3 separate regions of the Homo sapiens genome follow, and regions 2 and 3 are each linked to region 1. Evidence: chromatin contacts called from ENCODE Hi-C or POLR2A ChIA-PET data. All regions are on one chromosome and are shown on one strand. The core of a region is the stretch at or near the end of the contact, and the rest is flanking DNA. Distances in the headings are between cores, read along the strand shown. Region 1 holds the start of SMARCD1 (SWI/SNF related BAF chromatin remodeling complex subunit D1). Region 2 holds the start of SLC11A2 (solute carrier family 11 member 2). Region 3 holds the start of MCRS1 (microspherule protein 1).

Region 1 (2,534 bases), core at 12-2,511:
TCGCCCAGGCTGGAGTGCAGTGGCGCGATCTCGGCTCACTGCAAGCTCCGCCTCCCGGGTTCACACCATTCCCCTGCCTCAGCCTCCCGAGTAGCTGGGACTACAGGCGCCCGCCACCACGCCCGGCTAATTTTTTTGTGTTTTTAGTAGAGACGGGGTTTCACCGTGTTAGCCAGGATGGTCTCGATCTCCTGACCTCATGATCCACCCGCCTGGGCCTCCCAAGTGCTGGGATTACAGGCATGAGCCACCGTGCCCAGCCCCCCATCCCTATTTTTTAATATTTAAAAAAAAAAAAATCTGAGGCCAGGCACAATGGCTCACACCTGTAATCCCAGCATTTTGGGAGGCTGAGGAGCACAGATCGCTTGAGCTCAGGAGTTCGAGACCAACCTGGGCAACATGGCGAAACCCCATCCCTACCAAAAATACAAAACAGTCTGGCATGGTGGTGCATGCCTGTGGTCCCAGCTACTTGGTAGGCTGAGTTGGGAGGATCACTTGAGCCTGGGAGGCGGAGGTTGCAGTGAGCTGAGATGGTGCCACTGCACTCCAGCTTGGGCGAGAGAGAGACAGACCTCATCTAAAAAAAAATAAAAAATAAAAAATAATAATCCGGAAGCAGGTTAGGTCAGAGAGAAAGTTAGGATGAAGTTCCCACGTGAGGTACTTATTGAGGCACTTTATCTGTGGAATGAGTCCCGGGCTATGAGCAAGGGTATCTGGAATCTTGGCTTCGGCTTTATGGCTAACTTGCTGGTTGACCTTTGCCAAGTCATTCACCTGTGAGTTCAGCTTTCCCATTTGTAAAATGGAATAAACTGTGTTTCCCTCCTCAGCCCCTGATAGTTATAGCAGTAAGAAAACGAAACGAAAAGCAGTCAAAGCGTTTTGGAAAGTTAACGCCATGCGCCAAGATGAAGCTATTACTCCAAGCCCCTCTTCATCAGAGGGCTCGAGTTGGGGTTGAGACTGGGGCTGAGGCTGTGGTCCGTCCCCCTTTCCAGGTCCTTGTCTTCCTCCCGTCGGCCTGGGGGCGCCCGCTCACGCGGCCTCTCTATTGCAGAGCTCTTCTCTATGGTTTTCCCTCCCGGACCGTGAAGGCGGGAGGGCGTGGCCAGCACGCCTTTTCCGCTAGTCGCCCCGCTCTATCCCATAGTCTCGCTGCCCTGAGCCTCCCGTGCCGGCCGGCCGGCCGGGGGAACAGGCGGGCGCTCGGGGGGCGCTCGGGGGGCGGGGGGAGTTCCGGTTCCGGTTCTTTGTGCGGCTGCATCGGCGGCTCCGGGAAGATGGCGGCCCGGGCGGGTTTCCAGTCTGTGGCTCCAAGCGGCGGCGCCGGAGCCTCAGGAGGGGCGGGCGCGGCTGCTGCCTTGGGCCCGGGCGGAACTCCGGGGCCTCCTGTGCGAATGGGCCCGGCTCCGGGTCAAGGGCTGTACCGCTCCCCGATGCCCGGAGCGGCCTATCCGGTGAGTGGGGCAGGAGGAGGGGCGCGCGGGCCGGGGGCGGGGCCGAGCGGGGACATGGGAGTGACAGGGGTGGGGGGAGAAGTAGGAGGGACTCCCTTGGGAGGGGTTCGGGCTCTGGGTGGGGGTTGGGGGAGGCAGTGCGCAGAAAGAGAGGGGGAGGCAGTTACACACCTGCTCCTAGGGGCATTGTTTCCCTGGGGAGTCGGTAGAGAACCTGGGTGGGTGAAGTGGGTCCAGGGATACCTGTATGAGGGCCGGAGTGCAAAGGGGCTTGAGCAGCTCCAGTGATCAGAGGAACACAGAACGTGTAGCTGACAAATTGAGGTCAGCTTCTAAAGAGATAGTAGCTAGCAGAGTAAATGTGGAACTGGCGATGTCCGATGTGTCCCATCCAAAATAGACTGAGAATTTGAGTATAATCTGGCTCTCGCTTAGCTTTTGGACTCTGTTTTTCTATGGAGTCACTACTGGAGCAAAGGGTTCTCCTCTCATTGTCCTCCATTCCATCCCTAAACCTTACTTCATTCAAAGATCTCAGGCGTTCCCTGCTTTTCTTTCTTGATGGGGTTTAGCAGGTGAAACCATGACATCTCTGGGTCCTCTCCCCTCTGTAGAGACCAGGTATGTTGCCAGGCAGCCGAATGACACCTCAGGGACCTTCCATGGGACCCCCTGGCTATGGGGGGAACCCTTCAGTCCGACCTGGCCTGGCCCAGTCAGGGATGGATCAGTCCCGCAAGAGACCTGCCCCTCAGCAGATCCAGCAGGTCCAGCAGCAGGCGGTCCAAAATCGAAACCACAAGTAAGATGATCCTGGGGCAGAGGGAGGGAGGGAGGGAGCCTGGGAGGACACAGGTGGTGGGAGTACCTGAACCAAGAAGTGGTGGTGCTGTGTCAGCAGATGGTGCTACAGAACTCATCCTTGAGAATGCTTGGTGGTGGTGGTGGTGGTGGTAGTTCTTTGAGAGAAGCTTTGCAGTCCCTTCACATTACTATAAATGGACGTGCTGACAGCTTATTTTCACGTTCTGACTAGTTCTGTCCCAACCTGATAATAGTATTTATTCC
Region 2 (2,534 bases), core at 16-2,515, 940 kb after region 1:
CATATAACTACACTATACCCTCAGATCAAAGTTAATGATGTCAATGGAAAGTATAGGCCGGCGGGTTCACTGGTGATAAGTCATGAGACTCTGAGCAAAGAATAAGTAATAAGGTTAGAATTCTTTAGAAGTGTTAAGGGGAAAGAAGGTAACAACAACAAAAACTCCTCCACATCAAGAGTTCTAAGTACTTTGTTGTTTATTAACTAATTTCATACCAACAACCCTGTAAGACTGATATTATCAATCCCCATTTTAAGTACGTGGAACAAAAGAAGAAAGAGGCAAACAACATGCTCAAAGATTTACAAAGCCAAGAAATCATGCGAACTGGTGGGGCTTCGGGTTCCAGAAGTCAGTGTAAACATAGCTTCTCCATTTTTCACCAACAGTCACTAAAATTGAGGCCAGCAAGTTTTTAGAAGCCTATCTCCCCTTGCAAACTCTCCTTCCATATAATTTTTGCTTTTGCAAGAGATGTCACATTTAAGCGGTAGCTTTAAAAGTGGGGACACATGAAACGCACAGCTGGGAGAGCCATCCAGCCCACTTACATATGTGCAATATCCCCCTGTAGAAAAACCCTGCTCATTGGAGCCTGGAATCCAGAGGGTCCCTGAGAGCTACACAAACAGCCTTAAAACCAATCTACCCACAATTACTGAGCCGCGTATGCAGGCTATTCACACAGAAGGCGCTCCCTGAAGTCGGTTAGGTTATAATGAGTCTTTTGTTGAAGCGGGGCGGCGGGAGGCCCCGGAGAGCAGCCCGGCCCCCTGCGGCGCCGACGAAGAGGCCACGAAAGACCTTGCCCTGTGCCCGTCGGCCTCTTTCGAGGCGTCGAAGCAGGTCAGCGCACCCCGACACAGGCCGGGCGCGCCATCCGGTGCAGCTGGGAGCTGGGCCATGTGTCCTAGGCCGCGGCGGGGAAGGGGCGAGACCCCCGCGACCTCCGGCGTTCCCTCCCTGCCCCCATCTTTGGGTCTTTCTCTGAATGGCGCGACTCCATCAGTCCTGGACTCTGGGCCTGAGGCCCTCCCTGGCCACACCTCCCCTCACAGCCCCGCACGGCGAGCCGGTGTCGCATCCTAGCCCCGGAGCCTGACCCCCGACACAGGCCCTCGAGCCGCCCCGCGCCCCTCCCTGCCAGCGAGCGGAATGCCGTGACCCCTGACCTTGCCTTCCCCTCACCTTACCAGCTCCGCAACCACCTGACACGCCGCCCCCGCGCCCAGGGCTCCATATTCCGGGAGCCAGCGCCACGCTGGCTAACGCCCTCCCCTCCCCGCGATTGGTCGACAGGACGGCAGCCGCACATCCCTATTGGCTGGAGTCCCTGCAGCGGCCGGGATGCGTGGCCCGCAGACCAGGGACCTAGGCTCCGCCCACGCGGAGTCTGGATGCGGCGGCCCCTGGGGCACGCGGCGGCCCCTGGGGCACCCGGCGGGAGCTGCATGCTGCCTAGTTGCTGCTTGCGTTGGCCAGACCCACACAGCCCCTGGACTGGGGAGCTCCAGTCCGCTAGCAGTCTGGGGACAGATAAGATTCCTGCCCTAGTTCGCCGTGGCGCCACGTTAGGTACTGACAATCAAGCTACGAGGTATAGCTCTATCCTGTAAAGGGTAGCCAGGCCAGGCGCGGAGGCTCACACTTGTAATGCCCAGCACTTTGGGAGACCGAGGCGGGAGGATCACTTGAGTCCAGGAGTTCGATACCAGCCTGGGCAACATAGTGAGACCCGGTCTCTACAAAAAATTTTAAAATTAGCCAAGCAAAGGCCGGGCGCGGTGGCTCACGCCTGTACTCCCAGCACTTTGGAGGGCCCAGGCGGGCGAATCACCTGAGATCGGGAGTTTGAGACCAGCCTGACCAACATGGAGAAACCCCGTCTTTACTAAAAATACAAAATTAGCCGGGCGTGGTGGCGCATGCCTGTAATCCCAGCTACTCGGGAGGCTGAGGCAAGAGAATCGCTTGAACCCGGGAGGCGGAGGTGCAGTGAGCCGAGATCGCGCCATTGCACTCCAGCCTTGGAAACAAGAGCGAAAACTCCGTCTAAAAAAAAAAAAAAATTAGCCAGGCATCACGGCGCCCGCCTGTGGTCCCAGCTACTCGGGGGCTGAGGTGGGAGAATCACTTGGGCCTGGGAGGTGGAGGCTGCGGTGAGACAAGATCGTGCCACTGCACTCCAGCCTGGGTGGCAGAGCAAAACCCTGTCTCAAAAAAAAAGGATAGCCACCTGGAAGGAACATTTCCTCGCGCCCCCAGAGCCACATCATAGTATCTGCTGCCCCACCAAGAGCACCCCACACCTGGGAGGAACCGAGAAACATCAGCTAGTGCAGCCAGTTTGACCGCCTTAGGTGTCCTCCCAAGCCTCCGTAGTGAATTGTTTTCCTCCTCGCCCAGCTGACTCGATTCTCCCCAGACTTCATCCTACCTACCCAAAAGCAATCCCACTCTATCGCCAGTTTCAGCCTCACACCGTATCTTTTGCTCTGAAGATGAGACTGCCAAACTGGTGAAGAGGGAAT
Region 3 (2,534 bases), core at 11-2,510, 520 kb before region 1:
AACTGGCCAGCCTCACTTCCTTATACTGGCTCAGGTCCCCCAGGGTCCCATAAGCTAGGGAAGACATAAGGACAGGAAAGAGGCATAAGGCCCCACTCTGCCAATAATAGCCTTAGACATCAGTCTTGTGAAGGTCACTGGCACCTTTCAGAGTATGATAACAGCTATGGACTGCAGAAAAGGGTGCAAACACATACTATTTTAGAGGGTTCATAGACCCTTTAATTCTACTGGTATCTCCTAGGTTAAGCGCCTTGACTATAAACTAGCAAGAGACAAGGGATTCTTTGGCCCACATTTTTCTTTACTTCAGCTGTCCACTCAGCTCAGCAGCACCAGCCTTCCCCTCCCAGGCCAAAGCAGGAAAAAAGAAAGGGAGACAAAACTCCAACCAGTCCATCTCGTTTTTTTTTTGTTTTTCTTTTCCATTTGGGGTTTTTACTGAAGATTTAGTAAGTGGTATTTCCATGAGATACCATCTCGTGGAAACCAAAAACCACTGTTTGGGAACTGCGTGATTATCAACCACGCTGTGCCCCAACAACCCCTAGAGAACCCAGGTACTGGACTTTCTCGGGGCGCTCCTCTCGTGAGTCCCCACTTCTAACCAGGGTGGCTCTTAGCTCAGTGTTCTAGCCCTGTCCCCAGGTGAGCCTGTCGCTCTCCGCTCCATAGGCTACGACTAAGAATCTTGACATCTGAGGAGAGGGCGAAGGGGCCCGAGCTTGCCGGCAAACTGAGGTAGGGTCTGTGCCCCTTCCTTACCGGACCCTCCGCCCCTCGTTCTCCCAAGAGTGCACACCCAAGGTAGGGGATCGGTCCAGGTCTGTCTCAAGAACTCGGGGTAGGAGCATTGATGAAGTCACCTCTGCAACTCAAAGCAGAGCACCAAGTAGCCTTGGTTTGAGACCCACAGGCTGGTGGCTGGGGAGGTGGGGGTAAACTCGCAAGCCCATTCTCACCCCACGGTCTCCATGCCTTTGCGCATGCGTAACACTTCGAGCCAGATTCTAACCCGGTCCGGCCCACGCATGCGCAGCTTTTCGGGGCGCCACTGGGGCGGGGCCCCAAACTTGGGGGGTGGTCGTCCCCGGCGGCACTCTGCAAAACTCCATTTCATCCCCAACTCCTCTGAGAACCCTCAGAGGCGAACCGCGAGGTCTCACCATTCCTAGACTGCCAGATCCAACAATTTCTCCGCGGCGACGGTAGCAGCCGCAGGGCCAAAGCCGGCTTCCGTGAGGTACGTCTACTTCCGGTTAACGAACCAGGGGGCTGGCAATCTCTTCCGGTTCGTCTTGGCAACGTGTGTGAAGGGGGCGTGGCCATGGTACGGAAAGTGTAAATATTTTACCAATAGCGGAAAGTAAAGGCTTTCCTAGTTGGGACAGCATATAGGGAAACGTTAAGGATTATAGGCACCGGAGAGGTAACCCGGCTTGAGGGGTTGGTTAAAGGGAAAGGCGAGACTTAGGGCGAGACCGAGCGGGGCTAATTGAGGCGACCCGGGGAGGGGCGGGACCGCGGACTGGATTTCGACTTCCAAATTCCCACGAGGTATAGGAGTCTGAGGGTTGCACAGGACCTTATGCATTGTTTGACTCCTCCAGAGCCTTTAGAGAAACTTCTATCAGGCCCGCCTGCTAGGCACTAGTCGGGGAGATAATGTAGCCAGGGAGATGTGGCGGACAGAAAGGGCAGAGAGGCTCTCTGAGGAGCGGATGGAGGATCGTGGGCCGCTTTACTGAGAAGGAAGAGACCCTGCGAGAAGGAGTAGTGTCGACTTGGTCCCGTCAGCCGGACCCCACCTGGACGGCTGGGGCCACTTGTGGTCGCCGGGAGGTAAGAGAGAAAACCAATGGAAGCACCTTCAGAGGAGAGTGCCTTGGAAGGAATCTTGGGGTGGGAGAACGAACCTGTCGGAAAAATTGGGAATTTGGGGCTGTGAGAGATGTTCCGGAAAACTAGAAAGACTGTTGTCTAAAAGAGGAATTCTGTTTTATGCTTCCTTTGCGAGGTACTAAAGTCTAGCAGCTATAGAGAGACATACTTCAGCTCAGAATAAGAAAGATTCAGTTCCAAAGCTGTCCATCAGAGGTGTCAAGAACACATAACATGGACATTGCTAGGGAATTCAAGTGTCAAATGAGAGACTGGCCCTTTTGGCCCTGACGGTATACTATGGCCCTCTGCTTCGAGAGTACCAACCTCATTTACTGTTCTGTGGACTTGTTTAATGAGTATGTACTTATTTTAACTCCCATGAAAGAGTGTGTGTTTTATTTTTTAACAGGCACTTGATTAAATATATTATGTAAACTTGTGAAAATATCAGAAAACCAATGAAATTTTTTTTTTTTGAGACAGAGTCCCGCTCCATAGCCCAGGCTGGAGTGCAGTGGCACAATCTCGGCTCACTGCAACCTCCGGCCCCCGGGTCTCGGTTCAGGCAATTCTCCTGCCTCAGCCTCCCGAGTAGCTAGGATTACAGGCACGTGCCACCATGCCCAGCTAAGTTTTTTTTTTTTTTTTTT

What was found. A loop is a pair of places that touch in the nucleus more often than their neighbours do. ChIA-PET counts read pairs that join two places held with the same protein, here RNA polymerase II (POLR2A). Pooled maps may share reads with other maps.
Region 2: a loop to region 1 is called in a pooled map, with 6 times the contacts of the local background. The contact joins the promoter of SLC11A2 here to the promoter of SMARCD1 in region 1. A Hi-C loop is called at or near these places in 1 of 37 single-sample maps with no recorded cell type and 2 of 50 pooled maps. POLR2A ChIA-PET finds 5 or more read pairs at or near these places in 2 of 52 experiments (MCF 10A and activated T-cell).
Region 3: a loop to region 1 is called in a pooled map, with 5 times the contacts of the local background. The contact joins the promoter of MCRS1 here to the promoter of SMARCD1 in region 1. A Hi-C loop is called at or near these places in 4 of 50 pooled maps. POLR2A ChIA-PET finds 5 or more read pairs at or near these places in 2 of 52 experiments (HEK293 and K562).

What each region holds. Positions count from the first base shown.
Region 1 is chr12:50,084,081-50,086,614 of GRCh38, forward strand. It overlaps SMARCD1 (SWI/SNF related BAF chromatin remodeling complex subunit D1), which reads left to right and starts at 1,262. Exons shown (of 13, transcript NM_003076.5): 1 at 1,262-1,466; 2 at 2,081-2,268. The coding sequence starts at 1,290. RefSeq lists enhancers at 1-487, 845-1,104, 1,954-2,534 and a silencer at 1,175-1,614.
Region 2 is chr12:51,025,119-51,027,652 of GRCh38, forward strand. It overlaps SLC11A2 (solute carrier family 11 member 2), which reads right to left and starts at 1,266. Exons shown (of 16, transcript NM_000617.3): 1 at 1,192-1,266. RefSeq lists enhancers at 226-839, 840-1,451 and silencers at 857-916, 927-1,646.
Region 3 is chr12:49,566,882-49,569,415 of GRCh38, forward strand. It overlaps MCRS1 (microspherule protein 1), which reads right to left and starts at 1,261. Exons shown (of 15, transcript NM_006337.5): 1 at 1,167-1,261. RefSeq lists enhancers at 557-1,360, 1,711-1,760.